Regions from separate parts of the Homo sapiens genome. Here regions 2, 3, 4, 5, 6 and 7 are each linked to region 1. Evidence: chromatin loops called from intact Hi-C (ENCODE). Cell type or tissue: heart left ventricle. All regions are shown on one strand. Region 1 has its middle 70 kb from the start of CASZ1. Region 2 overlaps CASZ1 (castor zinc finger 1). Region 3 overlaps CASZ1 (castor zinc finger 1). Region 4 overlaps CASZ1 (castor zinc finger 1). Region 5 overlaps PEX14 (peroxisomal biogenesis factor 14). Region 6 overlaps PEX14 (peroxisomal biogenesis factor 14). Region 7 overlaps CASZ1 (castor zinc finger 1).

Evidence for each region. Peaks named below come from ENCODE experiments on the same cell type or tissue, not always from the same donor. Only the 100,000 strongest peaks of a DNase experiment are listed, where the experiment ranks them.
Region 2: a loop joins it to region 1, with 2.7 times the contacts of the local background. A loop is called at or near these places in 54 of 110 quality-filtered maps.
Region 3: a loop joins it to region 1, with 4 times the contacts of the local background. A loop is called at or near these places in 52 of 110 quality-filtered maps.
Region 4: it touches region 1 in a loop (2.5-fold over the local background); 8 of 110 quality-filtered maps call a loop at or near these places.
Region 5: it touches region 1 in a loop (4-fold over the local background); 79 of 110 quality-filtered maps call a loop at or near these places.
Region 6: it touches region 1 in a loop (2.1-fold over the local background); 7 of 110 quality-filtered maps call a loop at or near these places.
Region 7: it touches region 1 in a loop (2.0-fold over the local background); 11 of 110 quality-filtered maps call a loop at or near these places.

Annotation. Positions count from the first base shown.
Region 1 is chr1:10,864,835-10,868,834 of GRCh38, reverse strand. No RefSeq gene overlaps it. Among named protein-coding and RNA genes, the nearest start is that of CASZ1, 70 kb to the right of the region's middle. RefSeq lists an enhancer at 100-971 and a silencer at 1,461-1,690. In heart left ventricle, CTCF peaks have their summits at 1,296 and 1,524 (motif pointing right); DNase peaks (open chromatin) are centred at 1,524 and 1,756; H3K4me3 peaks cover 970 bases; H3K27ac peaks cover 195 bases; H3K27me3 peaks cover 1,972 bases.
Region 2 is chr1:10,684,978-10,688,977 of GRCh38, reverse strand. The region is part of intron 4 of CASZ1 (castor zinc finger 1); the gene reads left to right. Among named protein-coding and RNA genes, the nearest start is that of CASZ1, 110 kb to the left of the region's middle. RefSeq lists enhancers at 1,656-2,256, 2,257-2,856 and a silencer at 2,352-2,646. In heart left ventricle, a CTCF peak has its summit at 2,114 (motif pointing right); no DNase peak of the experiment used is centred here; H3K27ac peaks cover 4,000 bases.
Region 3 is chr1:10,690,243-10,694,242 of GRCh38, reverse strand. It overlaps CASZ1 (castor zinc finger 1), which reads left to right. Exons shown (of 21, transcript NM_001079843.3): 4 at 331-369. The coding sequence starts at 354. Among named protein-coding and RNA genes, the nearest start is that of CASZ1, 100 kb to the left of the region's middle. RefSeq lists a silencer at 115-204. In heart left ventricle, a CTCF peak has its summit at 1,676 (motif pointing left); DNase peaks (open chromatin) are centred at 141 and 1,680; H3K4me3 peaks cover 1,567 bases; H3K27ac peaks cover 1,792 bases.
Region 4 is chr1:10,640,448-10,644,447 of GRCh38, reverse strand. It overlaps CASZ1 (castor zinc finger 1), which reads left to right. Exons shown (of 21, transcript NM_001079843.3): 19 at 1,137-1,288; 20 at 1,448-1,589. Among named protein-coding and RNA genes, the nearest start is that of CASZ1, 150 kb to the left of the region's middle. In heart left ventricle, no CTCF peak of the experiment used is centred here; no DNase peak of the experiment used is centred here; H3K27ac peaks cover 364 bases.
Region 5 is chr1:10,492,671-10,496,670 of GRCh38, reverse strand. It overlaps PEX14 (peroxisomal biogenesis factor 14), which reads right to left. Exons shown (of 9, transcript NM_004565.3): 2 at 1,350-1,397. Among named protein-coding and RNA genes, the nearest start is that of PEX14, 20 kb to the right of the region's middle. RefSeq lists an enhancer at 1,183-1,242 and a silencer at 1,705-1,999. In heart left ventricle, CTCF peaks have their summits at 1,609 and 1,814 (motif pointing right); a DNase peak (open chromatin) is centred at 1,830; H3K4me3 peaks cover 893 bases; H3K27ac peaks cover 545 bases.
Region 6 is chr1:10,626,821-10,630,820 of GRCh38, reverse strand. PEX14 (peroxisomal biogenesis factor 14) reads right to left here. Exons shown (of 9, transcript NM_004565.3): 8 at 3,458-3,549; 9 at 63-1,290. The coding sequence ends at 834. Among named protein-coding and RNA genes, the nearest start is that of PEX14, 150 kb to the right of the region's middle. In heart left ventricle, no CTCF peak of the experiment used is centred here; DNase peaks (open chromatin) are centred at 510 and 1,930; H3K27ac peaks cover 256 bases.
Region 7 is chr1:10,653,320-10,657,319 of GRCh38, reverse strand. It overlaps CASZ1 (castor zinc finger 1), which reads left to right. Exons shown (of 21, transcript NM_001079843.3): 8 at 584-674; 9 at 1,507-1,671; 10 at 2,729-2,901; 11 at 3,102-3,943. Among named protein-coding and RNA genes, the nearest start is that of CASZ1, 140 kb to the left of the region's middle. RefSeq lists an enhancer at 1,457-2,114. In heart left ventricle, no CTCF peak of the experiment used is centred here; no DNase peak of the experiment used is centred here.

The DNA of each region.
Region 1 (4,000 bases):
AACAGAGCCAAGCAAAAGGCACATAGGGGCTGGAATCCAGGCCTCGCCTGAAGGAGCAAGATTCCAGGGCAAAGGTTGCTAATGGTTGTCAGATATCATCACCTTAAACCGTTGTTTCCTTAAGAGCCAAACGATTTGGGAAACTCTTGTGGGAACCACGTGTTTGCATGTGTGGCCCACTTCATGCATTTGCCTTGCCAGTCTAGGCCCAGGGCAATTGAGTTTGCAACTCATTTTTAGTGACGCAGACCAACTGCTGCTCCAATGGGGAGGGCTTGTAGCCCAGCGCAAGGTTTGAATCTGATCTCCTGGACATGGGGTCCGGGACACAAAGCAGCGTCTGGGTGGGGGGATGGAGTTCCTCTGCCCAGCTCCACGCCTCTTGGCTCATCTCTGAGCAGCTGTGTGATCTTTGGCCCATGGCCGCACCTCTCTGGGCCTTGCTTTCCTCATCTGTAATATGGGGCTTGCAATCTGAATGTGTGGAGTGTTGCTGGGACGAGAGATCTCAACACGAGCCAGCATCTCAGCAGATGCTCAACAAATGGCCCTGGGTCCCCAGCCCCTGTGATGGTTGTTTCTGCCTTCTGGCTTATTAAGGCTGGGCAGGGAGTCAGGGCACAGCAGGAACCACGGGGGATGGAAGGGGGGTGTCATTAGAATCTGTTCTCAGTGAGGAGAGGCCATGAGGCCGAGAGGCTGGCCCAGCTCCCCAGGGGCCTGCGTGATTGGGAGCTAAAGCAGCTGCCTGAAAGAGGCCTCTGCTCTCCTCATTACCTGCCTGTTAGCAGGACTGGCAGGCTTGAAGAACAGGCGACTGCGTGCAGGCTGATCCCCAGAGAACACAGGCATCTTAGGGGACACTCCAAGCCCGGCGGGGGCCTGCTCTTGGTCATCGCTCCCCCCACCGTGTCCTCTACCACCCAAGCAGATCGTCTGCAGCCAAGAAGATCCAATCCTCCCACCAAGAAGACCCCAGGAAGACACTTCCCGGACCCTTATTCTAAAACCACACAGACCCATCTATACACAGTGGGCTTTCCCGTATTTCATTTGAACTTAAAAAAAAAAGCCTTCATATCTCAACGTTGTAAATATTCTGCAGAAACTTGGAAACTCTTATGAAATTGTTTGTACTCATTTTTATAAACGAATGAAATCTCCTTCTCTGCTCTGTCCTTCCGAGCCTGTCCTTCTCTGAGGCTGCAAGTCCTGGTCCAGAAGCCCTGGGGTGAGGGTGAGACGGAATGGGGGGGTCCTGGTCCCCACTGCACCGCGAACCCGGGAGCACAAGAAGGGGCTCTGGCTTGGGCTCTGTGCAGCCTCCCCCGCCTCCCCAAACTCATTCCTCGGTCTTGGCGTGAGTAGGAGGCTGCTCCCCTGACGTGGAGGGTGGGGGAGGAGGGCCTGGCCGGGTCGGGGTTGAGGCGGGGATAGAGGCAGGAGCTCCCTCCCGGGTGGGCAGGGACACGTGCGGGTCCTGGGTCCGGCCGGGTTCGGGCGCGGCGGGGCCGTCCCCGCGCCGCCCGCGGCCGCCGGTAGGGGGCGCCTTGGTCATGCATTATTCATCGCCGGCGCCCGCCCGCCCGCGCCTCCCTCACGGCCCCCGCGCGGGCTGCGGGCTGCGCCGCGGAGCGGGAGCGCGGAGCCTTCACAATATTGTGGCAGCTCCGCGAGTGACGGATCCGGGGAGGCGGGGGCGCGCAGCCTCGAGCGGCTGCGGGGGCGGCGGGGGTTGGGAGGGGTCCCGGGGTGGGGGCGAGGCTGGGTCACCCGGCCTCGAAGCGGGCTCAGGCGGGGGGCTGGCCGAGCGGAGGGCGGAGGCTGCAGCGTCCGTCTGTCCGTCCTCCATCGAGTCAGCTGGGGCAGAGGGAGCATTGGCTCAGCGTGAGGGGCGGGGGATGTGATGGGGAGCAAGGTAGGCGCGGCCCCATCGTTCTCAAACTTACATTCAAAGGTTGCGGGGGTGGGATGCCGATCCAAAGCATGTAAACAGACAAGGAAGATAATTCCAGGCGAGCGCTCTGCAGAAAATAAAACTCGGCTGGGGCTGTTCGGATGGCCAGGGAGGTGACGTTTGTGCAGAGACACTACTGGCAAAGAGGGGCCTGACCTTGGCCAGTCCCTGGGCCACTGGAGTTTCTCTCTGCCCGGCCCCTGGCCTTCTAAAGGTGCTGTAAAAGTCAGCACCCCAAAACCTACACACATCCTGAGAAGCAAGGAGGAGGGTCTTGGGGAGACCCTGCTGCGGGCTGAGGCCCTGAGATGGGGTTCCTGCCCAGCCTTCTTCTGGTTACAGCAGCCAGTAAGCTCTGGGGCCCTGGGCACTGGACATCAGAAGGGTCAGGTTCAAGGTGCCCCCCCTCCCCACTCCTGCACGGGGCGCTGGGCTGGGGAAACTTGGGATCCTGGAGTCTGAGCAGCTCAGCCCCTGGTGGGGGGCTTGGTCCCTCGGCCTCCCAGCCCTCAGCTCCAGGGCCGGGGCTGGTGGGGGGGCAGGTGGGGGGGCAGGTTGGGGGGCAGGTGGAGGGCGTGGGCTCAGGGTCACAAGCATCGGATTTCCTTTCACTTGTACAAAGACTCATTGACGCCTGAGCACATCAATATCCTTAATGACAGTGAGAGGAGCTGGGACTCCAGACGGCCCAGCCCGAGCCCCCCACCCCGCCTCCGCCTCTCCTGTCCTCTCCCCTCCCGGCTCACTCTTCCTTCCTCCTTCTCTCCTGATTCATGTCCCCTCTCTCCTTCTCACTCTCTCTCTCCTTGTTCCGTTCCTCTCCCCTCTCTCTCCCTCACTCCTGCTTGCCTCTCTCCTTTCCTCTCCCCTCCTCTCCCTTGGGTCCTGGTATCTTTCCTCTTCTTTTCTTTCTTTCCTTTTTCTCTCAGCTGTCTCCTCTCCTCTCTTCTCTCCCCTCCCCTCCTTTCCTTCTTCTCTCCCCATTCCCAGGACCTCACAGCTCTTGGGCATTCACAAACTTTCACCCAGCGAGCTGGAGGCTCCAGTGGGCAGCCCCTCTGTCTGTCTGTCTGTCTGTCTGTCTGTCTGTCTGTCTGTCCTGGCCAAGGCAGGCTTACACAGTGGGGCCCTGGGAGAGGCTGCTCCGCTCTCAATCCCGCAACCGCGGTCCCGGAGGGCCCTGGGCTTCTGCCTTTCCCGCGGGCCCCAGGCTACTCTGGGAAATGAAAATGGCAAGTTTGGGTGCGGGGCACCATGGGTGAGGAGAGAGTTTTGGGGAGGATTTTCTGTTTTGTATTTTTTATGACCATATATAATTTCGCATTTCTCCCCTCAGCCTCTGCCTCCTTGGCTCCCAGATGTGTCCCACATTGAAGAATTATCTCTCCTCCCTAGAGTGAAATAAATGCAATCAATATGAGTATTGCTCTCAGGGCCTTGAAATATTACATTAATGTTCCATGTGGTGACATTTTAGCTGGAATTTTCAAATACATTATGATGGTTCAAATTAATATTTATCAGATCAGCTTTTATATTTTGCAAAAGAGAGAGAGAGGGAGAGAGGGAGAGAGAGAAAAGGAAAGACAGAGAGAGCATTATTAAAATACGAAATGCAGATCAAGTCTAAAATCGATGGTCCATTTTCCCAGCACTTTCCAGGGGCTGTCTTTAGCTTTCTGGGTTTGTTTTTAAATTTATTGGTGTTTCAGGCAAATCTATTGGGCTCCCTCGGCCCCCTGGTCCTTCTCCCCTCCCTGCTCCCCTTGCAGGCTACAGGCCCCTTCCTTTTCTGTCTTTCTCTCTTTATTATCCTGAAATGTAAATTACGACATTAGCCCGGTCCTTATTTTTTTTTTAAACTCTCCGATGATTAAATCTGCTACACGACATCCTTGTCCTTTCGATAAATTAAATCATCTTGGCTTTGCACCTCCAGCTCAGAGAGGATGCCACATGGGTGTTGAGGCAGCGGGCAGCTCTGGCTGAGGGCTGGGGTCCTTGTCCCCTCCTGGAGCGGACACTGGGGGCCTTTGTGTAGGG
Region 2 (4,000 bases), 180 kb after region 1:
TTCAGAGGGGGAAGGAAGTTGCACTGTAGTAATTACCGCCCGTGGGTCCCCACGGCAAGCAGCAGCTGTTCTGGGGTAGCTGGGCCAGGGTACAATGAGTAGGGAGAAGCTGGGAGCAGGAGGAGGGCGGGCAGCCCCAGTGTGCAAAAGAGGAGGGGCAGCCTCGCCGGGACCACCTGTGCAGGGCAGCAGCTTGGTGGTCTAGCGCACACCCCTCTGGCTGCCTGGCCACAGAACAGCACCCTGACACCCTCGACTCAGCAGGATGTAAGACACCCATGTGGGAGGCGAGGCCTGAAACCCAGGAGGCATGGGAGGCTCTCCTGCAGCAAGAGGGACGGAAATGAGGACTGCCCGGGCCCCTGTGTTGGCAGCGTCTGCCTAGTGGAGGGAGAGGAGCGGTCTGCTGTCCCACCAGGCCGAGGAGCCAGGAGCCAGGGACCATGCAGCTTTGTGAAAGAGTGGCCTTAAGGGACCTCCCTCCGCCACCATGCTTTCTAGACTCCTAGCCAGCCCCTTCTCTCTGCGCCTTGTCCTCCCCCTCCCTCCAAGAGCAGAACTCTTGCTTCCCATTTTGCAACCACGTTTTTCTGTCTTTTTCATCCAGGCCACCCAGCTCCCTAAAGCCGGGCCCTCCCTGCTACCTTTCTTGCCCCATGCAACCTTTCCAGCCTCACACCCCGTTGGCCCTGGAAAAAGATAGAGAAGCTGCTGGCTGCGAGCCTGCTGTTCTGGGGCTCCGGGTAGACCTGTGACGTTGCTGTGCCAGGACCCAGCACTCGGACTCATGTGCCCTGATCCCCAGGAGGCCAGGGCCCTTGTTTTCCTCTGCCACGGCTGCTCCTAATGGTGACCATTAGATGGTAGCTGGTGTACTGCCACCTCCTCCCCGGGCCTGGTACGGGCCGGGGCTCACGCCTTCCTGCTGTAAGTGCTGGTGGAACTGATTGATTGATGTGCCTCTTCCCCAAGTGCCTCCCCGGCTTCTTAGTGGGGGCAGAAGGAGGAAGGCAGGAAATGTTGGCCAATTCCCTTGGGACCTGGGTTTTAGCTCCTTGAGAGCTTTCTAGAGCCTGGTTTACAGGAAGGAGCGAGGCTGGGATTTGGGATGACGTGAAAGGGGCAGGGAAGCCCTAAGGATAAAGACAGGAGTGTTGATGGTTGAATGGGACCCACAGTAACTCCTAACCATGACCATGGCCTGGGACTGGGACGTCAGTCTGCTGCCCAGTGGGGACAGGATGGCTGCAGCCAGAGGGTGATCTGGGCCCTTCTCCACTTCCTCCCTTGCCCATCTCCCTCTCCCCTTTCTCTCTCCTCCTGAGCAGACCTCACCACTGCATGTCTGCCCTCTCTCATTCTCTTCCCCGCTTCCGGGATCCCTCCAGCTAGACAAACCCAGGGCAGGGAGTGAGGCCAGAAAGACAGGGATACACCCATACTGAGGGCCAGCCAGGCGCCAGGGCTTCAGGCCTCTGCCCCGGGCGTGGTATGTGGGCCACTCCTGGCCGGGGCATCTGCTCTTAGAATGTCCCACAGGCCTGACTCTGGGGTCTCCTCTGGCCCTTCTGGGCCCTGCTGGTGCTGTAATCACTCACCTGCTGACACCCTTCCTAAAGCCAAGAGGGCTGTCTCTTGATGCCACCTGGCTGAGGCTGGGGCACTGCCTGGCTTTGGAGGAGAAGGCAGGAGCTGGGAAACGGACACATGTTGTGTTTCCAGAGACCAGGTGTTCCCAAAGGTCGCCTGGCCTTTTCTTATGGGGCTCTTTCAGTGATCTAAGGGGGCCTTGGGAGGGACTGCGCTGTGTGAGAATGGGGGACTGGAGGAGCCGGGCAGAGCTTTAGATGGGGGGACCCTAGTGCAGCGGGAGAGCAGGAGGCGTCCCAGAGGCCTGTTGGGAGAGACTCCTGGAAGTTTTGTCACCGGGAAGTGCCTCTTCCCTGCAGCTGTGATCCTCACCGCCCTCTAGCCCAGTGCCTCCCTGTCTGTCACCCCTTCAGCCTGGGAACCCAAGGCCACAGGAAGCCGGGCTGCCTCGCAAAAGGATGACCCGGCTCTCCACTGCCCGGCAGGGGGTGCCCCACGGCATCTGCCCCCCATCCTTTTAGGTGTGGGGCAATGTGGTCAGGACCTGGTCCAGGCCTTCTGGCCACGGGTGGGGGAGGGGCAGCCTAGCGTCCCCACCCCCAGAGGTTCCTTGGCTGAGTTTGTTTGCCAGGGTGACCTGTTTAATCATCTCATTTTCTGGTGGCCGTTTATTCCTCGTTTCCACGGTTACGGCCCCATTAAGGGGAGAAGCAATAAGGCGGTGAGTCAAACAGGTAATAAAAACATGCAGAGCCCCTGTGCACCAAGAGAGGGTGGCGGGGAGGGGCGCAGTGAGCTGAGACGGCCTGGGGGGAAGCCCAGGTGACACCCTACCCGCCTTGTCTTCCAGAGGCCCGAGTGTCCCCAAGACCCAGTCCTCGGCTTAGAACTGTCCCCAGCCCTTGGTCCCCTGGGCAACAGGCTGTCCCAGGTAAAACAGGAAGGAGAAAGGTGAGAGGGGGCGTGATACAAGCCCCCCCAGGGCTGCCCCATAGTTGGTGTGTGACCTGTTTCCAGGCCCCACCTCGTGCTCCCTTGGTAGGGGCGGGGGATGATTTCTGACATTGGTTTGAGCTCTAGAATTTTTTTTCTGCCAACTTTATCAGAAAGCATATTTGTGGTGAGTGCTGCTAACAGGGCCAGTCCAGTGAGTAAATATTCCTGGTGTGGACGGCCCTGTGACCTTGAGAGGGAAGAGTACAGTGGTTCGGCCAAGGGCATGTAAGGAGAGGAGAGGACGGCCAGGCGCCCACAGGCCCCCGTGCTGGGTGGGGGGCCCTTCCTGGGAAGGGGTCAGGTGGGGGCCACGGGGTCAGGTTGGCCCCAGTAGCCTCTTCCCAGCAGCATGGTCTACCTCAGGCCCCAGTGACACCAGCTGGAGCTGGTTTGTGTGACTTGCTGGCTGGGGGACAGGCCAGCAGCTGCCCCTGTGGGCTCCCTTCCTCTGGTAAATGGAAGCTGAAATGAAAGTCAGCCTCTTTCCGGCTCCTCTGAGTCCAGGGGCACGTGCCTCTCTCCCAGCGTCCCCTCCCTGTCCTTCCCAGGAGCTTCCTGGGTATCCCCAGCCCCTCTGCCCTGCCCTCGAGGTTTTTGAAGAAGCAGAGGCAGTGGGCTGACTGGAGTGGACAGGGGGAGGCTGGGGTCTTCCTGTTGCCAGGAAGGGTGGGGCTCAGGCAGGCGTGGCAATTGCAGGCCATGCGGGGCCAGCTTCGTGCCCGGGGGCTGAGGATCAGTGGCTCAGAGAGAAAACAGCGGAGGCCACTCTGAGGGCTCCCGGGTTGGGGAGGAGCCTCCCTTCTCTCCAGTGCCATGCTCCCTGACAAACTCACCCAGGTCTGTGTCTCTGATTATTAATTTCAAAGTTGATTTCTGATGAGAGAGAGAGGGAGGAAGGTGTGAGAAATGGGGGAACCCTTTGGCTGGGAAATGCGTCTTGGGAATGGGCCTAGATGAGTGAATATTCTGATCAAACAATTAAAAATAGAACACGCTACCGAGGCCCCAGCTGCCGAGGTTTTTCAGCAACTGTCACCAGCGGGTTCATGGGGCAGGTGGCACTGGAAAGGAGTTTTTCCATAAACGGCAAATATCAGAGATGACAGTGTGCCCCCCACTTCCCTCCCAGTTCTCCCCAGACTCCCCTCTAGGGCCTGTGCAGCTTCAGGGCCGCCCTTCTCCCCTGCAGGGCCCGGCCGCAGTGGTGAAGTCATTGCCAGATGCCTTGGTAATTGCTTTAAGAATCTAACTTAAAATAAGATGAAAACTTATATTCCTGGGTAAGGAGTAATTTCCAATGTAATAGTAAATTAATGAAAGGATTATACCAGGGGGCCTGGCAGGGAGGCCATGCTCATCTGATAAATGCAAGGGTTTCAGGCAAGACAGCTCCATTCCAGGAGGCTCCCGACCT
Region 3 (4,000 bases), 170 kb after region 1:
CCCGGGCGCGGGGCGCGGTCGGCGGGACGGGGGCGCCCCTGGGCCTCGCGGATCCCCCGGCCAGGGCCCCCAAGCCGGGGCCGCGCCGGCCGAGAGTTGCTGCCTTAGTTGGAGAAACTCAGGCGGCGCGGACCCGCGGGCGCGTGCGGGGCCGAGCGTGAGAAGCGGGCGGCGCGGAGGAGAAAGTTTCTCCGCCGCGGCCTCGGCGCCCGCCCGGGACGGGCCGCTCCTGCGGGGCGGGGGACAAGCAGGGCGGGCGGCCGGGGTCCCGCGAGACGCTAACCCCGTGTTTCTTCTCTCCCGGTCTTCCCCTGGTGGCGTTCTGCGAAGAGTTTGGGACCAAGGAGAAGAGAATGGATCTTGGAACAGGTACCGGCCGGTGGGAACGCAGGGGCGGCTCTTTCACTTTTCTTTCGCTTCTTTTACGGAAGTTCTTATTTTTAGCCCAATGAGGTGGCGGCGGGGCCGGGTGGGGGCCGGGAGGGTCGGGCGGCTGCCTCCCGGCGTCCCGGCCTCGGGATCGGCGACTTCTGAGGCTGTTGTTGTTGTTATTTGCCACTTGCTTAGAGGCTGTGACTAATGTGATGCTTGTCATTATGAAAGAACCGAGAGGAGCAGGAGCTGGGGGGCACCCAGAGAGAGGATTTAGGGGGTTTTTGTGGGGTTTTTGTTCTCCGTGTTTTTTGTATGGCTTCGTGTTTTTTTTCTGTGTGTGTGCCTTTTTTTTTTTTTTTTTTTTTTTTTTGTTCTCTGCAAAGATCTTTGTGTGTCTGGCTCTGGGGTGTGTGTTTTTATTTTTTTAGTGGGGGGTGGTTTAGTTTTTGAAAGCAGCGTCCTGTTGGGAAAGGTGGTTAGTCTGGTTTCGGGGCGACTGTCTCAAGGTAAAGGAATTTAATTTATTTGGGACAAGGCTGTGTCGGATGATCAAGCTGCTTATTATGGCTAATGAGTATTTTTCACCTGAGAATCTGTGGGATGAGGTGGCTGTTATCAGTTCAAAGTGAGGGGCCCCGGACTGTCTCCCACCTGCCTCTTTAGCCCCCACCCTAGGGGTGGTGATGGACCAGACAGACTACTCAACGTAGGCATCTGGGTTTGGGGGCCTCCTGTGGGACAAGGCCGGGGGCTCCAGGAGGCCTGGTGCTCACCTGGGGCAGTTTATCCTGATATTTTGGTGTTTTCTTGGGTTTAATCTAATTCTTTCCAGTGTTTTTGCCTTCAGCTCTTGCGGGCTTCCCATGGGCCCTGGCTATTGAAACCAAATTTTGACCAGGACCCTCACGTGCTAGGTTGACAAAAGCAGCTGTCTTCTTAAATGTTTTAAAAGAAACAAGCAGCCCGATCATTCATTGAGACTGATCTCTGAACTCTCCTGGTTCATTGATGGGATAGGTGATACTGGTGGCTGTTAGCGTTGTTGTTTATAATAGGCCCAAGTTCACAGCATCGGCCCTTGGGACCCATGAGCTGATATCTGACCTTCTAAAGGTCAGTGGGCAGAGAGACCGGAGGCAGCCCTGAGGGGATGAGGATGGGTGGCACGGTGGCCGGTGAAGAAGGGCCTGTGTTTGTTGGGGGGAGGTGTCATTTGCAGAGTTTGAGGACTGTGTGACACCAGGTGTGATCTTGGCTGGTCTGACGTGGAGGGCCTGGGGACCTCTGCGCCCGGGAAGGGTGTGACACCCCCTGCTGGGCAAAGTGGTAAAGGTGTCTAAGGCCAAGGCTGCCACCCTGCCCCTCCCTGCCCTCCACTCCCACAGAGAACCTGCCTGCCCCCACCTCCAGTCGGTGTCTCATCACCTCCCTCTCAGGCCCCACCCCCTTTCTTCGGAAATGGGGCCCCCACCCATCCCAGCCAAGAAGCAGACCTCAGAGATGGGCCTGGTGGCAATGCACCACCCCTTACCTGGGGCAGGAGAGCCTCTGCTTGTGGGCCAGCACACAGGACCCAGGCATTGCAGAGCTGGAAGGCAGGCCCTCTGGTCGGCCTCCTCCTAACCTGGGTGCCAGCTGGAGCCAGCGTCCATCCTCCTGCCATCCACCAACCAGTCCCTCCAAGTCTGTCGTGGGGACAGTACTCCAAAGCCCTTCTCTAGGGTGTCCTGACTGGAGCGAGGGCCTCCCAGCCCTGGTAGGAGGCAGGTGGCAGAGCCTCTTGTGGCTTCTCTCCTGGGCCTTAGGGAGACTGACTTCTCCCAGCACTCCAGGGACAGGCTCTGGAAACTTTTCCTAGAAGCTAGAAGGGACCCTGAGGTCAGCTGCTTCCTCCTGTAGCTGGAGTAGAGCACTCCCAGTGGGACTCAGGCCTGGACTCTGGCCACTCAGAGGGGAGGCCCAGGGTGGCAGAGTTCTGACTGTTTCCTGGAGGAGTCATCTGGTGATACCATCTCAGTCTCTTCTTTGAACTTGGAAGTTTCACTTATAATCTCAGAACTTCAGAAGAAAAGCAGTCTTCCCCCCACTTCACCAAAAAAGGGAAGCAGATGAGGACGCTGAGATCCCCTCTGAGCTGGTCCCTGGGCTGACTCCATGCTCATCTTCAGGAGCTGGGAACAGCTCCCTCAACTTCATAGTGCACACGGCATACAGCTGGGGCCATGGGCCTCGTCTCTGGCCGGGGCTCGTGGCTGGTGAAGTGAGGGTCCCTTCCTCTGGGGCAGCGTGGGCAGCTTCAGCCGAGGGCCTCTCTGACATAGTCCAAGGCCAGGGGCGCAGGCCTCGAAGGGCTGCTGGCATCATGGACCCACCATGCCTCCCTGATCGTAGGTTAACATCCCCGCGGCCCCGGACACATCTAGGTCCTGAAGGCCTTCAGCCATGAGGAAGTCAGTGGTGGGAGAGCCAAGCCTTCTCAGGAGGGGACAGAAGGACCTCAGGACCCTCAGGGGCCATGTGGACCCCCTTTCCCCCACCATAGTTCAGCCAAGGGCTGGATCAATCTGGACGTCTTTAGCAATAAAAAATGCCGATGTCGTCCTAATTCACCAGGCCCCGAGATGACAGCAAATTTACATTTTTTAATTAAACTAGCAGCCAGTTTTTATGAGAGGGGGTTGGGTTATGCAAATCAAATGGTTGTGTACGGAAGATTAGGAGAGTTTGGGAATAAATTCCACAAATGCTAATAAAAAAAAAAGGAAAGAGAGGGAGGGAGGGAGGGAGGGGAGAGAGGAAGAGAGGAGGACATAGTTCCATTAGGCCCTTTTAGAGTGATTTCCCTGGGGGAGGGAGCGGGAAGGGGGGAGGGGAGATGGGAGGAAGCTTTCAGACACAGGTACATCCATCCTGCAGTTGGGAAGCTCCCAGGGTTAGGTCCCACCAGGCTGATTCCCAGGCCCTGAACACAGCTAGAAGCCAGGGTGAAAATGGCGGTGAAGCACGGGTGGAGCTCTGAGCAGGCGTTCGCCCTTGACTCGTGGGGATCTGATGATAGTTGCCCCTTCTCTTCTTGAGACAAAGGGGTGGGGCTGTCCAAGGCGCGGAGGAGCCAAGATAGGCTCTACAAGGTCAAGGGCCAAAGAGGCAAGAGGGCAACTTTAAAGGGATGGCCACGGACTGCAGGGGGTGCCGGTGAGGGACAGTGCTGCCCATGTGTCGCTGTGGCTGCAGCCTTGTCGTCGAGGCGGGTCAATGGGAGGAAGCCCGGCCGGTTTCTTTCTCCTTCTGGGGCTCCAGGCCAGGACCCCCTTGCATTGCCAGCAGATCCCCCATCGCAGACAGCCCAGGCCTCAACTGTGGGGAGGCCAGGAAGCGTGGGATCAGAAGCTGGGCCAGGCTGGCTCATTTTCCTGATTCTCAGTAGCCCCATGCTTTGAGAGCATACTGTCTTGAGGTAGGCCGCAGACTTCTTCTAGACGGTGTCTAAGCTGAGAGAGCAAAGAGCTTGGCATCCCCAACCCAGCCCCAGTGTGTGCTGCTCAGGCCCCTGCCCTGAGTGTCAACCACCTTCAGATCAGACCTTCCATGAGCTGCCAGGTCAAGGCCAGAGCCTTGCCAAGTG
Region 4 (4,000 bases), 220 kb after region 1:
TGGGTGCTGTCACAGGGGTGGGGGTGGTGACAGTGGTGGCGACTCAGATCTAATGGGGAACGGTCAAGTTCTCCATGGGCTCAGCTGGAGCACCCGTGACCCGGAACCCAGGAAGGGGTGCTGTGGCTTTGGGAAGGGAGGCCACTGATGCCTGAGAGGTAGCCGTGCTGCTGGGAGCTGAGCCCCTGGCCCCTGTTCACAGCCTGCTGATGAGGCAGGACTCTCCCTAGGAAGAGACCAGAACCCACGGGCAGGCGGGAGCCAGGCCGCCCAGCAGAGGCCCCTGGGCTGCAGGCAAGGCCCGTTGTGGCCTGGTGGTCAGGGCAGCAGGGGTGGGGGCTGCTGCATTCTGGTCCTTCCAAAAGTGAAAGGTGACATCCTCAAAGTCAACTGCCAGAAAAAGGAAACAAACCTTGCCTTCAAGTATGAATTCAAAAAGGAGTTCTCGGCCAGGGAGAGGACTGGTAGCCATGCCAATAAGCGTCAACACTTGCGGCCTGTGCTGTCCCTGGGCTCAGTTTACAGATGTCAGGGTATTCTGCAGTTGCTATTATTTACTCAACTTGTGGTGTTTTTGGCGATAGTTGGGGCCAAACAAAGCTGGGGGATGACAGAAGACACCTGGCCGGCCTGGGCGCCATGGCAGCGGACAGGCCCTCACCTGCCCCATGATGCTGTTTCAGTCCCGCCTGCTCTGTTTGTTCTCGGCCCAGAGCGAGGCCCCGTGGGTGCTGGGGCCTGGGCAGAGGGGCAGACAGCACCCCGGGCTCCCCAGCAGAGATGTGGGGACAGGTGGCTTCCTGGGAGGTAGCTGGCCCAGTGTGCAGGGACCATGAGGGTCCCTTGCCTTGGAACTGTGCACCTCCCTGTGTGTGAGCCAGGGGATGGGGGCCTGCCCAGCATTGTCACTCGCCTCTGCCAGGCTGGAGAGGAGGCCCAGGGTTTGGACAGCCAGGGGGCTTTGGACTTCCTGACCTTCCTCCTAAGACTGCCACCTCGGCTCAGCGCCCTTTCCCCAGATACCATCTGCCTTACTGACCACACTGCCCCCATGCCCAGAACAGTGCCCAACAGGACCTGGAAGCCATGAGCGCTGGCCAGCTGGGGGCTCATGCCAGGTGGGGCTGTGTCCACAGGTTGCAAGTACAACCAGGTGAACAGCCACTTCCACTGCATCCGGGAGGGCTGCCAGTTCTCCTTCCTCCTCAAGCACCAGATGACCTCCCACGCGCGGAAGCACATGCGGAGGATGCTGGGGAAGAACTTCGACCGCGTGCCCCCCTCCCAGGTGAGAGCCCCCCCCAGGTGAGAGCCCAGCCAGGGTGGCGGGAACGCATCATGGTCCCACGCTCACTCTCAGGCCTGTGCTGCATGGAGCCTCAGCCTGCCCTCTGTGGGCAGCATACCCCACAGCCCCACTTCCTCAGGGACCCCCGTGTCCTTTCAGGGCCCCCCAGGCCTGATGGATGCTGAGACAGATGAGTGCATGGACTACACTGGCTGCAGCCCAGGCGCCATGTCCTCTGAGTCATCCACCATGGACCGGAGCTGCTCCAGCACCCCCGTGGGTAACGAGAGCACCGCGGCAGGTGAGCGGCAGGCAGGGGCTGCTGGCAGGGCCAGGCCCCACTCCCAAAGCCCAGCACCGCTGGGTGCAGCTTGGGACAGAAGGTCCGGGGCACGCGGCCTCCGAGGAGGACAGGCTGGCGTGCAGCAGAGCCAGCTGGTCTGTGGGACTGGGTCATCGAGGCCCCTCCCGCCATCCTCCCGCCTCCCTGGCACTGCCCTTTGCGTCAGTTTCCGGGAGAGGACCCTGGGCCCGTCCTCTCTGAGCCACAGCGGGAGCAGCGCAGCCCCAGCCTCCTTCCTCCGCTGCCTCCCACCCGGCCTGGGCCCAGCGCCGGTCCTGCCCGGCACACCTGCCCACGTGACCCCTGGCACTGCCCCGCCTCTCTCTCCTCCTGCCCCTTCTTCTTGTGTCCCTCTCTCTGCTCATCCGTGCACACATTTTCATGCCATACCTGCTTCTGCCATCGGGTTTCTCATTTTGGTTCTTTCTGTTTGTTTGTTCTTTGTTTTGGTTTCTTTTTTTTTTTTTTTTTCTGCTTTTCTCCACCCTCTCCAGGCTGCCCGGCTCCTCCTCCTCCTCCTCTTCCTCCTCCTGCGGCCGCTGGTGATGAGGCTGCCCGCACGGCCCCGCAGCCGCCAGCGACTCCATCCTTCTCGCCGGCCACGCTCCGGCCGCCCCTCCCCCCCCTCCCCTGCCTCTTCTCTCCGTCCTGTCTCTCATACTCTCTGCTCAGTGCCACTCTCGGAGCCGGCCGGGGCCTGGCCCATCCCACCTGCAGCCCGCCCAGCTTCCCGCCCGTCACTGCCACTCCAACTCCAGTAAAAAGTGACGTCCCCCTAGTTCAGGATGCTGCAGGTAACGCGCACATGCCTTCTCACCGCTGTCCATCACCCCAACCCACCCTCCAGGCCACGCTCCGGGGCCTGACCCTTTTCTGCAGCCAGCCAGGCCAAGGACGGGGCCACTCTGCACCCCTCACAGCCAAGCATCCCCGAGACTAGAGAGCGTGGTCTCCATCCCAGGGACAACTCCTCGTGGCTCCTGCTCAGTGCTGGGCAGGCCAGAGCACTGCTGCCAGGGATTCTCCCTTGTTCACAACTGCTCAGAGTCCCAGAGATGGCTGATCCTGCCGGAGGCCCTGTAGGGTCTGCCTTCCTCGGCCTGGGGCAAGGCAGGACCTGTCCCTTCTACTCTGAGGAGTCCCCCTGGGATCTGGCACTAGGGAGAGATAGAGGAGGCTTTCGGGAAGGTCTGCTGGGGTCTGGGACCTGCCCAGGTTCAGAGGGTCCAGATTCCAGCCTGAGCCCCGGGCCACGCCCAAAGCTGAGCAGTAAGGGAAGTCTCTGTGGACTCAGGCCCCGGCAGTGCTCAGGGGCAGAGGCACCTCCCATCCCACCCCCATATCTGATACCCACCGGGATGGCATCTGCCCGCCCCCTCCCTTGAGCGTAGACACCACCCGGGCTCGGACTCCTCTGCTAATTCTTGCCTCACGTGCTGCCTGAGTACAGGCCCCAGGAGTTATGGCCAGGGCAGGGCCGAGCCTCCCCCTCCTCAGGGACTTCCGGCTGTTGGAAGCTCCACTCTGGCATAACCAGACCCTGTGACTTCAGACCCAAAGCCGCTCCTCACCCACCAGGTTTTGGGCCTGAGGCCATCCCTTGCCCCCTGCCTGGGTGCCCCTACACCGTCACAGCCCTTAGTCTCTCTCCGTTTTTGTCCACTCCGGGTGGCCTATGGGGCCTGGCCTGAAATGGGCAGGGCAGACATTTGGTGGCTAGAGTGACTGCTGGGCCTTCTAAGCAGGCTCTGGGGGAGCCAGGCAGGTCAGCCGTGTGGGAGGAGCCCAGAGGCTACCCACGCTCTGGTGGGGCTGGTCAGAGAGCTTCTCTTGTTTGTGGAGGGTGGCGTGGGGAGCCAGGACTAGCTGCCTGTGCCTCTGGCAGGAGCTGGGGCTTCCCCTCACCCATGGCCATAGGGGCACAGGTACCTCCCAGAAAGGGTTACAACCCTGGCCTTGGCAGGGGGGCATCCTAAATCCCAGGAAGCAGTCTGGGCCAGCTGGACATAAATGGGCTCCGCTCCCCATGGCTGAGCCCCTGCCCTGGTCCTGACCCAGGTAAATTACGACTCTGAGCAGAGGGCAGAGGCATTGAGCTCCCTGAGTCCTGGTCCTCCATCAGGGCTGCCCTCTCCCAGCCCTTGGGGTAGAAAACCCCAACAAGACCTTAAAGAACCTTCTGGTACCAAGGACAAGGTGCTCCTTAGGGCAGGGAGTTGCAGCCCCGCACAGCCCTGGGGCACTTGGCACCCCTACTGTGAGTAGGCAGCTCCCCCTGTGCAGACAGGCGCAGCCAGGGAAGCCGGGTAGCCGGCGGGAAAGGAGCCGGCCTGTCCCTCATTAGAGGCAGCTATAGCTGGCGTCTTGGC
Region 5 (4,000 bases), 370 kb after region 1:
AGTGAGCTGGCCAACTGCTCAGGGCTCCCAAAGAGCTTGTCGAATCAAGCCCCAAAAGATGGACTGGCCACTCCTCCGATGACCAGTTAAATGGGTACATCAAAATTTGAAAAGAGAGAGGAAGGAAAGGACTGCAGCGGCCTATGGTGTTCAATCTGCACTTCAGTCTAAAACAACCACAACTTCGGCCTGAGGGGCACTGAGGCAGGCCCCAGGGAAGCAGGCAGACGTCCGGAGAGACTAGCAAGGTGGGGCCTCCTGGGCTTTCCCACCACCATGACCTCAAGGAAGGAACTGGGCAATACCAAAAGAGTGAAACGAGGCCACCGTGGGAGTGCTGGGATATAAGCCCGTAACTGGTGACGTAACAGCAGGTGACATGAATGACAACACTGCTCCCCTGAAACAGTCCCAGCAGTGCTTGTATCACCTCGGCCTTTCTACAGACAGCTCAACTGGATCCAACTCGCCCTCAGCCTGGGAAAGCCTTCGTACACACTGGAATTCAGACGTGTTCATACCCGCTAAGTCCCTCACGTCATCTCCTCCCGCGACTGCCAGAAGGGGAGTGAAGCAGAACAGGTGAAACCACAGGCCCTGCTGAAACAAAGCCTTGGCAGTACAGCCCTACGCCTGCTATCGCTACGCAGGAAGAAAAAGCTCTGAAAAGTTAAACCTAGAGCTGGCTCTCCCATCAAACTTATCTGGTTTATACAGAGCCAGTCTTACTACCCAGCCAAGAGGACTTACAGCAGGCCCTGAAAAGCAAAAAAGAATGAAAATGGGGTGGGCAGCCTGGGACTCTGGCCACCAAATGAAAAGCACTTGGGAGAGAAAATTACCTGCAGTGCTTAATAGGCCTCTTCCCTATCCATAGTCTAAGAAGACAGCGTTGGGAATGACAATCACACAATTACTGACCAGGCAAAACCAGAATTCCATCGCTTACCTGTTCTTTAAAGACCACTGAGGCGCTCGCACCCTGAGGGGCAGAGCAGAGGGCGGCTACTTCAAACAATCTAGAAGCCCAGCCACCTCACTCCACCTCAGCCTCCCACGGGCGCAGGAATCTCACTAATTACTATTGATCAGCCACAAACAAAGTGGTGCAGGACCATCTGGGGTGGATGCTTTTAGTCCTAGAAAGGACCAGCCTTTACTAAGGAGAGATCTCACTCGTCCCCACACGCGAGAAGAGAAGTCAGAGGTCACTGACAGAGGCAGTCTCTAGGTAACAGCTACTTTTAAAGGGACACTACTGACGCAGAACCATAGGAACAGAAGGTTTCTTTTCACTCGCGTGGCATTTTAATTACTAGAAAGTGATACCACATATCTTGGGTACTTACCAGCGGCTCTCGAGGCAGCACATTTTCACTTCCTGGAGTAGAGCTTGGCTGCAGAGAAAAATGGAAACAAAAATAAGATCACAGTGCCACCCAATGGACATCAAAAAACCAAAGATGTTCCGTTCTCAAACGATGCACGCTGGCACCTCTTTCTCACATCTCTCACTGGTTTTTCACGACACAAGAGTATTTTGCAGTGGACTACCTGTAAAAAGTAGCCCAAAGAGTCTGAATTCACCAGGGAAGATGAAGACTGTTTCTGGGTTCACTTGTCACACCACTCCAAGAACAAGGCTTGGTTCTGCTCAGGAAGGCCCACGATCACCTACTGAGCAGCAAGGGCTGGGGACCATCCCAAAATCCACGGGAAGAGTAGAGTCCAGAGAAAAGGCCTGAAGAGAGAGCACAACACCTCCTCTTTCTGCCACCTCCCCAACGTCAGGGGACTGGGAAGAAAAGTCGCGCAGCAGTGGAGAACCAGATTCCACCACCAGGGGGCCCCAGCTGCCCACGCTCAGGATTTTCTCTGGGCATCTAGTTTCTGGAGCCCAGAAGCCAGTAAACTACACAGGTTCCTATTCATCACCTGCCACTAAGGACACCACCCCACAATAGTAAAGAAAGCCCCAGGCTTAAATCCTTCTTGGAAATAAGCTAGTGACAGGCTGGCATATAAGCAGACCAACCTCCAGGCGAGCAGGCAGCACTGTGGCCGAGGCCCTGGCTCTAGCCCGTTTCCTCTTCCTTGGGGCCACTACCTCACCCTCACAGGCGCCTTCGACCCTTGACTGATCTGGCCAAAATTTAGAGAAAGGGAGAGGCAGAGGTAGAGACAGATTCTGAAGAAATTTACAAATCTCCAAAAGAATAAAGTAAGCAGGTATGCTGCTAAGTGAGCTATGATTAGTTTACTGTGACTGATGGTCAGGCCAATTGCCATCTATCTACAGTTAATATCCAGACAAGTGCAGCAAAATCTGTGTGTCCCAGGAGACAGCCTGCAGCCTCCATTCTCCCGGCTATTACAGATCAGATGGAAGTGCCAGGCCGCCTTGGAAAAGGACAGAGGCCCGGTCTGCAGAGGGTTCCCAAAAATTCCTCATGCCCAGCTACTACCACATTAGCTGGCACACAGCACAGTGGCAAGCACTCTGCTGGGTGAAGGCCTCTATCCCTCCATCCGAAGTCCTGTCCCAAGAGCCTCACCACCCCAGGACAAGAGGTCAGCCAGCAGGAAACGATCTAGAAAGTGAGGGTCCGTCTCAGGGAATGTGAGCAAGCTTCCCCTGCCTCCCTGCCTCCTGTCCTCCCAAAGCTCCAGGCATTGGTAACTTCAAACCTTTAGAGCTCCAGCCCACACCCCTCTGAGATACACATCCGACTGCCTTCCTGCCTCTTCTTGGAGTTAAGCTGCCCTGGAGCAGACTCACAGTCCTCTCTGACACATATGTCTTCTTCCAGCATTCCCTCTTGGCATGAATGGGACAAACTTCACCAAATGATGTAAACTAGAATCCAAAAGGCCATCTTGAGACAGCTCTTTCTCCCTCGCTCCCAGAGCTAACTCATTACATCAAGTCTGCCATACTCCTTCCTCAATATCCATGGAAGAGTGGTGTAAATGCCAGCACTTTGGGAGGCCCAGGAGGATGGATTGCTTGAGCCCAGGAGTTTGAAACCAGCCTGGGCAACATGGCAAATCCTCGTCTCTACAAAAAATATAAAAATGGGCCAGGTGTGGTGGTGTGCGCTTGTACTCCCAGCTATTTGGGAAGCTGGGGCAGAAGGATCCCTTGAGCCTGTAAATTCAAGGCTGCAGTACACCATGATCACACCACTGCACTCCAGCCCAGGTGACAGAGCCAGACCCTGTCTCAAAAAAAATTAAAAAGTCCATGGAAACAATCCATCCGTTTTTCTCCATCTCTACTGCCATCACTTCAGTCCAAGCTACCAAAATCCCCTGCCTGGACCACTGCGTCAGCTTTCTCATCAGTGCTGGCGCTCTTCCAATTCATATTCTGGGATGCAAACAGACTATCATTTCCAAAGGAGAATCTGCTCGTCCCATCCCTTGTCCACCCACTCACCCCAGTAAACACAACAAATTTAAGGGCTTCTCCTTGCTCTTAGAAGACAGAAAAACCTCAGCGTGGCCTACAAGGCCTCACGTCTACTCTGACTACACCTCAGGTCTCAAGCGGCACCACATTGCCCACTTCTGCCCCCTGACAGACGCACTGGCCTTTGCTTTCTCTGTCACTGCGCCTTTGCACATGCCCTTCCTTCCCTTTAGTTCATCCTTCAGATCCAGCTAAGACACTTCCTCAGGGAAGCATTCCTTCTCTGACATCCATGACTAGGTCAGATCTCCCTGTGACACATTCAGGTAACACCACCTGCCTCTCCTTCAAGGACCTGAGCAGATGTGCAACTTTACATCTGTGTGACTATCGGACTGATGCCTGTCTCTCTCACCAGATTATAAACTCCACGTGTGCAGAAACTGCCTGTGTTTGCTTATCACTGTATCCCTGGGGGCTAGGACAGTGCCAGGCACAGAGGAGGCCTTCAATAGAAATTTGCTGAATGAATGAATGGGCAACAAAAAAACAGAACAATGGCAACAACTCAGCTGAATGGATTATTTA
Region 6 (4,000 bases), 240 kb after region 1:
TGCGCTGAGACGAACCCCCGGGCCCAGGGTGCCATGAGCAGACAGGGAGCCACAGGCAGAAATTAAATAGTGGCAACTGGTATTTATTACAATTATATACAGTCCTATCTTCCGTTCTGAGGTCTATACATGATCACACAAATGAACATGTGTTTCCTGGGGGGAAGGACAGAGCTGGCTGTTGGTCAGGAAGGCCCTGCTGCCTGGCTCCTCCTCCGGAGTGAGCCCCCATCTCGCCATGGGATTAGCTGAACCATTACACGGCAAGCGGGGGCATCGGAAGCGCAGCGTGGTTTCATTTGTCTGGGAGGACGACGGGGCATGAGTGGGGTTGGGGCTGGGGACAGGCACCTGACGGGTCCAGGGCCGGGCCCAGGGAGGGAGGGGGATGGCAGACACCAGAGGGACCGCAGCTCCTCCTCCACTGAGGAGTCGGGAGGCAGTAGGGACGCTAGCTCTGGCCATGCGTGGTGTCACGGTAGTCAAGACACTCAGCAAACACACCCTGGGCAAGGCGTCTGTCCGGGAGAGGGGGCTGGGGAGGGGCTTGGGCCCCGAGGCTTCGCTGCCTTCAGCCTGACTTGAGATCAAAGCCAAAGGCAGCTGGGCCTGGGGCTGGGGCTGGGGCTGGGGCTGGCGGCCAGGCGAGAGGAGGCCAGGTGGACAGAAGTGTGACTCCCCACACTGCCACCAGGCCGCAGTGCAGCTGAGGACAGCTCTGCCCCCTACCTGGGCTCCAAGCTGCCCTCCCAGGGCCAGAGAGGGAGGCAGGGTATGGCCACGCACGGGCACACTAGATGCCATCCTCAGGGCTGGAGGCAGCAGGCGCAGCCCTAGTCCCGCTCACTCTCGTTGCTGGCGCCCTCGGGCCGCCGCAGCTTCTCCACCTGCTCGTTGATCTGCCCATCCCCGCCCCGGCGGTCCTCCCTCTGCACCCCCAGGCAGTCCTCCTCGTCCACATGGCTCACATCATCATCCTCCTCATCCTCCTCGTCCTCCTTGTCCTCCCTCTTCTCCTCCTCGCCTTGCACCTCCATCCGCACCTGGCCCTTGACGTCCACCACCCCCTCGCCTTCCTCCTGGGGGCCCAGCAAGTGGTAGGTGACCGTGGAGCCCTCGGGGCTGTGGCCCTCCTTCCCAGGCGAGGACGACGTGGACTCGTTGCTGACAGGTGAGATGTCGCTGCTGCTGTGGTGGTTCACGGCCGCAGGGCTGGAGGGTGACGGTGACTTGACTGGGATCTGCCAGGAGGGGATCTTCGGGGCTGATGGGGATGGAGGGAACTGCCTCCTAGAGGGAGAAGAAGGGGAGGAGGTTGGTGGCGGCATTCAGGACGCCCCCCTTCGAAGGGCCACGCCTTCCCTGACCCGCAAGGGCTCGGCGATGGTGAGCTGCTCCCCCAGGGACACTGGGCAAGGGACAGGATGGAGCCCTTCCACCCCTCCTTTCAGGAGCAAAGATCCTACAGCTGAGATAGATGCCAAGCGGGTCCTGTGCCCCCACAGACAGCCCAGGGTCCCCCCGGGCCCCCACCCTGGGCAAGGCCCATCTGCCTGGGCAGCTGCTGGAAGCCAAGTGGGGCCTGCCTGCCATGCGGGAGCCTGCTTCCTTCTGATCCTCAGCACCATCCCTGCCTCCAACCCAGTGGCCAGGAGAGAGACAGGTTGGTGAGGAGTCCAAAAGGGCTATGACTGGGGACTCCAGACACCTGAGCCACAGTCCTCATTTGTCTATGGCCTGAGCAAAAGGTGGAGGCAGGGAGCCCTGGCCACTGGCAGGGGGTCAGACACATCAGAACCAAAAGGGCGGTGGTTATGCCCTTTGCTAGAAAACTTCTGAGCTCAACACTTTCAACGCAGAAGAGGCAGCTCTCCCTTCTGCTCCGTACTCCGTTCCTGGGCCAGCAGCCAGCCCAAACCAAAGCCAATTCCAGGAGGGACCTGGGAGGTCAGGTCCACTTGGCAACGGCTCAGAGACAGAGCTCTCCAACAGGCAGGCCCATCTCTGCCTGAGCCAAGAGGACAAAGCCCTGCCCGCAGGGCTGTCCCCCAGCAGGGGCCTTAGACACAACTCTCCCACCACAGACCCCACTTGAGTGGGGCACACACCACGGCCTGCTTTATTCACCAGCATCCTAAACGCTAACAAGAAATTCCATGTGCAGTTTTCTTGGCCCCCACGGTCACCCGATGGCCTGGCCTCCATCCCCAGCCTCCAAGGCACTGGTCTCGGTTAGGGAAAATGGAGGCTGTCTCCTAATGACAATGCTCTGGCCTCTGCCAGCGCCACATCTCTTTCCAGGACATGTTCTTTTCCTCAGGGAAAACCGGGAAGTTGGGTGGCTTGGAAAATGGGGTCTTCTGGCTGGAGCCGCAAGACCCCTCTGCACCCCATCCTGGACCCTAGTGAAAAGCCCACCTGCACCCTCCCACTCACCCAGCTCCCAACAAATCCAGCCCAGCAGGGAAACAAGGACACCCCATGCAAGGCCCACTAGGGCATCAGCCCAGGAGGATGGCCCACAGTTGCGGCTCCCAGGACAGAGTGGCTCCTGGACACTGGACTTTCAGTTTTAAAAAACCAGAACAGTCCAGGCACAGTGGCTCACACCTGTAATCCCAGCACTTTGGGAGGCCATGGGCAGATGACCTGAGGTCGGGAATTCAAGACCAGCCTGGCCAACATAGCAAAATCCCACCTCTACTAAAAATACAAAAATTAGCCGGGAGTGGTGGCGGGCGCCTGTAATCCCAGCTACTCGGGAGGCTGAGGCAGGAGAATGGCGTGAACCCGGGAGGCAGAGGTTGCAGTGAGCCGAGATCGTGCCACTGCACTGCAGCCTGGGCAACAGAGCGAGACTCCATCTCAAAAAAAAATAAAAATAAAAATAAATAAAACCAGGACAGTCCCAGGCAAAGCAGGACAAGTTGGTCACCCTACCTCTGAGGCTGCATTGGTGACAATGTGCTGTCGCTACAGAGGGACAACAGGGGGACAACCAAGAAGCCGGGGGGCAGGGCCTGCTTCTGCCCACGTCTTCAGTTGTGGAACCCTTCCAAGTACAAAACACAAAGACTCTCCCGCAGGGGCTTTCCCTGGGACAAAGCTGTCACTGAGTGGTCACCTGGAGCTCAGGAAGGAGGAGCCAAACCAGGAAGTTCTCCTCTGCTCCAAGGGCCCTGCTTTTTGGCTCAAGCTGTCCCTGACCAGGTCTTCACAGGCCTGGGAACTGTATTTCAAAACTTGTGTGCCACAGACCGTCACCTCTGGAGTGGAGAGGGTGTCAACTGGGGAATGAAGAGAGAAGCTCAAAAGGCCCCAGACTCAGTGCCTGAGTCGCCCAGACAGATGGGGTCCTTGGGGGTGGGGGTGGGCGTCATGCCCCTCCCATGCCCCAGAGCTCCCAGTCCTCCTTTCCAGGCCCGACCAGAACAGGGTCCCCATTCCTCCCTCCTACCGATTTAAAAGAAGCCCTTTCAAGGAGTTAATTTCGGACTTGAGTTCGTTGATATTCTGGGACTCCAGGATCCAGTTGGTGGATGTGGTGGCCTGAAAGCAGAGCACAGGGAGGCTCAGGGCGGGCGCCTTGCGGCACGGGCGGGGCCTGCGGCTGCAGGAGGACCTGGGTGGGGGCAGCAGGTGGGGCCTTCTGGGTCTGTTCTGGGGAACCCGGGGGAAGGTTCTGCCACTGCCCACTGCCTGCCACGTCTCTGGATGACAACATCCTTAAACATTCCCACAGCTCTGTTTGGACATCTGATGACGTAAGGAATCATTACGTGTTTTTAGGTGACATAATGGTATCGTGGGCGTCTTTTAGAGACATGCGGAGGCGTGCGGGTGCGGTATGAAGTGGGATGATGTCTGGGATTTAAGATGGTCCGGGGTGGAAAGAGGAAACAGCCACCATCTCTGACAAACCCCATCCTTCCATGCACACCTTTCCCCTTTGAAGGTAACACTGTTTTCCAAATAAACTTCACAGAACTACATCTTACTT
Region 7 (4,000 bases), 210 kb after region 1:
TGGGGCCTGGAGGAGGACGGGTTTCCTGGGAGGCAGCACAGGTTCCTGGCGGTGGCGGCGGCGGCTGGAGAGTGAGCTCGTTGCTGTAGGAAGCCAAACAGATGCTGTGCTTTAAAAATTCATAGCTCTGCACTGTTTCAAGTGTCAGGAAAAGCCCAGGACAGAGAGAGCCCTTTAACACCTCTCAGCATCAGAGCCCGGCTGGCCCAGCCAGGGTCTCTGCACCTGGCCAGAACTGGGCGGGCTGGGAGTGGGGCAGGTAGCCCCTGCAGAAAAGACAGGTGGGCAGCCGAGGGGGCGCCTGCCTTCCCTTCCATCCCAGGGCTCGGGCCCCATCTGTCTCCCCCTACTTTGACTTTTGGCCACCTCAGTGTTGTCCTGCCCCTTTCTTGGGGCCAGGCCTCTTTGCCTCAATGGGCCTGGGATTCCCGCCAGGCCCAGTCACTTGCCTGGGCCTCTGCAACTTCACCTCCCCTCTGCATCCCATACAGGGCCCGAAGAGTCCTCCCTGGGGCTGGGGCTGGGGCTGGGGCTGGGACTGTCACCCACAGCAGGGCCCTGACCCCACCCCTCCTCCCTCCAGGTTCTCGGGCAGCCAGCACTGTGGCCACATCCACTGTGCCTACCAGTACCGCGAGCACTACCACTGCCTTGACCCTGAGTGTAACTACCAGGTACGGCCACAGCCAGATGGGCTCCGCCTCTCCGCCACCAGCACAGCATGGAGGCGCTTAGAAGTCGGCAGGCGGGGACGGCAGTGGGGGGGGTTAGTTCTAGTTGCACCACCCAAACTTGACTTGAGCAGGTAGAGGGCCCGCAAAACCACCAGCCTGCCCACATTCCCCGATTCCTGCCGACAGAGCAGCTCCTACGATTGGGGGCCAGTGACCTCCCAGTGGTGATCATTCCAGTCCCCTTTGACTGAGAGCCTCCCACGTGCCCAGGGCCATGCCAGCCAGCCTATGAGCCTTGCCTAATTGACTCTTTGCAGTGGCCTTAGAAGGTTAGCATTACTGCCCCATCTTAAAGATGATAAAATTGTGGCTCAGCCAGAGTGCCACTGTGCCCAAGGCTGCCCGCCAGTGAGCGCGGGGCTGGTGAGTGGGGGGAGAGTCAGGGCAGCCTGCGTGGGGTGGCTCCCTCTGGCTTGCCAGGGATCCCAGCCTGCCTTAGTCCAGAGGTGCACTGGGCGGGATGAGCTGTCAGCATCAGAGCCCCTGCCCTCAAGGCCTGGCCCAATGCATCATCTGTGCTCCTGGGGATGGCCACTGGGCACCTAGGGGAGCATCGGGGAAGAATCTATGGTCCTAGAACCTTTGGGATGGTTCCCTCCAAGGGCTGATGTGCCTGCCACTGGCCTTGGACAATCTGGGCTGCCTTGACCCCAAGCAGGGTTCTTTCTAGGGAGACCTGAGGCCAGCACCTGGCCCAGGTGCTCTTGGCATATGGGAGGAAGGGCGGAGGGGGAGCTCAGGCTCCTGCCCACGTGGCGCTGTCTCCTGGCAGAGGTTCACGAGTAAGCAGGACGTGATCCGCCACTACAACATGCACAAGAAGCGCGACAACTCCCTGCAGCACGGCTTCATGCGTTTCAGCCCGCTGGACGACTGCAGCGTCTACTACCACGGCTGCCACCTCAATGGGAAGAGCACCCACTATCACTGCATGCAGGTGCCTCCCGCACCCGGGCCCACTGGGCAGCTGCAGGACTGGCCCAGGCCCTCCCGGCTCTGAGCCCCCCACTCCCAGAGGCAGGGCTGCCCCATGGGCAGGGACCCCAGTTGATCAGGAGCCTCTCTTTCCCCTGGCCCAGCACAGGGATGGCCAGCGAGCCAGGAGGGTCCTGGGGGTTCAGGCTTGGGCAGCGTCTGGTGGGCCAGGGTGGGGCCTTCCCCATGGCCATACTTGGTGTGGATGAAATTCAGTGAGCTGTTTATACAGATGGACATTTTTCAGGCTTTAACACCAAGAGCAGCATTGCAAATGATTCCTGAGGAGGTTTTTGTTTAATTCTTTGTTTTAATGCCACGCAGAGTCTGGGCTTTTTCAAGGTGTCAGGGCCAGGAGGAGCGACTTTGGGTTGCAAATAGCAGCCCTATGCCTCCCCCGGTATTTGTCAGGAGTTGTTATGGCCTCTGTGAACAACCTGGGCCACGAGGAGAGGGGGGCCACCCTCTGGGCTCTGAGATGGTGCAGACACTGGCACGGCCCAGCCTACGAGAGTGTTCGGATTCCACGGGTTTTTACTCAATATGGCAACGTTGCCTTCCTGGCCCAGCTGGGGTGGGGTGGGAGGGCCCCGTGCCCAGGGACTGTCCACTAAGCAAATCCCTGGGCTAAAGGTGACCTCCAGGGTCCAGCCCCTGTCCACCCACTGAGGGTTTTAGAGGTAGGGCCATGGATTGGAACTCAAAATCCAACTCCTGCAGGATGCAGCTCCCTCCCCTGGGCCAAAAAGTGCCCTGAGTCTCCGGAGATGCCCTGATCCTCAGCACAGACGGAGCCAGGCTCCAGCAGCACTTGGTCCCTCTGTGGAGGCCTGAGGGGCTGTTGGAGGCTTTCTACTCTGCTTCCTACATCAACATCCCGAGGCCTCCAGTTTGAAGTCAGAGGTGCCAAAGCTTCCCTGAGCAGGGAAGTCAGTGGCCCCAGCCACACACAGTGGTGTCGACCTCGGCCCAGGAGCACCTGGCCTCCGTTCGCCTGACCACCATCCCGTCCTGTGCAGGTGGGCTGTAACAAGGTGTACACGAGCACGTCTGACGTGATGACCCACGAGAACTTCCACAAGAAGAATACCCAGCTCATTAACGACGGCTTCCAGCGCTTCCGAGCCACCGAAGACTGTGGCACAGCCGACTGCCAGTTCTACGGACAGAAGACCACGCACTTCCACTGCAGGTAAGCGGGAGCCTGGTGGGGGCCTTCGTGGGCAGAAGCGGGGAGGGAAGGCAAGGACCCAGGCTCGTGGGACGGCTCAGGCCCCTGCCTCGGTGTCCAGCCTGGGTTTTCCACCCGGGGGACTGTCCCTCCCAGGGCCATGGTGTAGCAGGGTGGGGCCTCCTCTGGGTCTCATGACAGGCTCCCAATGTCCCATCCAGGCGCCCCGGCTGCACATTCACTTTCAAGAACAAGTGTGACATCGAGAAGCACAAGAGCTACCACATCAAGGACGATGCCTACGCCAAGGACGGCTTCAAGAAGTTCTACAAGTACGAGGAGTGCAAGTACGAGGGCTGCGTGTACAGCAAGGCTACCAACCACTTCCACTGCATCCGCGCCGGCTGCGGCTTCACCTTCACCTCCACCAGCCAGATGACCTCTCACAAGCGCAAGCATGAGCGCCGGCACATCCGCTCCTCGGGCGCGCTGGGGCTGCCGCCCTCGCTGCTGGGCGCCAAGGACACGGAGCACGAGGAGTCCAGCAACGACGACCTTGTTGACTTCTCCGCCCTGAGCAGCAAGAACTCCAGCCTGAGCGCCTCCCCTACCAGCCAGCAGTCCTCTGCGTCCCTGGCTGCCGCCACTGCCGCCACCGAGGCTGGGCCCAGTGCCACCAAACCTCCCAACAGCAAGATCTCGGGGCTGCTGCCCCAGGGCCTGCCTGGCTCAATCCCCCTGGCCCTGGCCCTCTCCAACTCGGGCCTGCCCACCCCCACGCCCTACTTCCCCATACTGGCTGGCCGTGGGAGCACCTCCCTGCCTGTGGGCACCCCCAGCCTCCTGGGTGCCGTGTCGTCTGGGTCAGCAGCCTCAGCCACCCCTGACACACCCACGCTGGTCGCCTCGGGAGCTGGAGACTCAGCCCCCGTGGCTGCCGCCTCTGTCCCGGCACCACCCGCCTCCATCATGGAGAGGATCTCTGCAAGCAAGGGCCTCATCTCGCCCATGATGGCCAGGCTGGCTGCAGCTGCCCTCAAGCCCTCTGCCACCTTTGACCCAGGTGAGCAGGCTGGGTCCTGCCCAGAAAGCAGGCACCTTCTGGACTGGGGTGGCCACC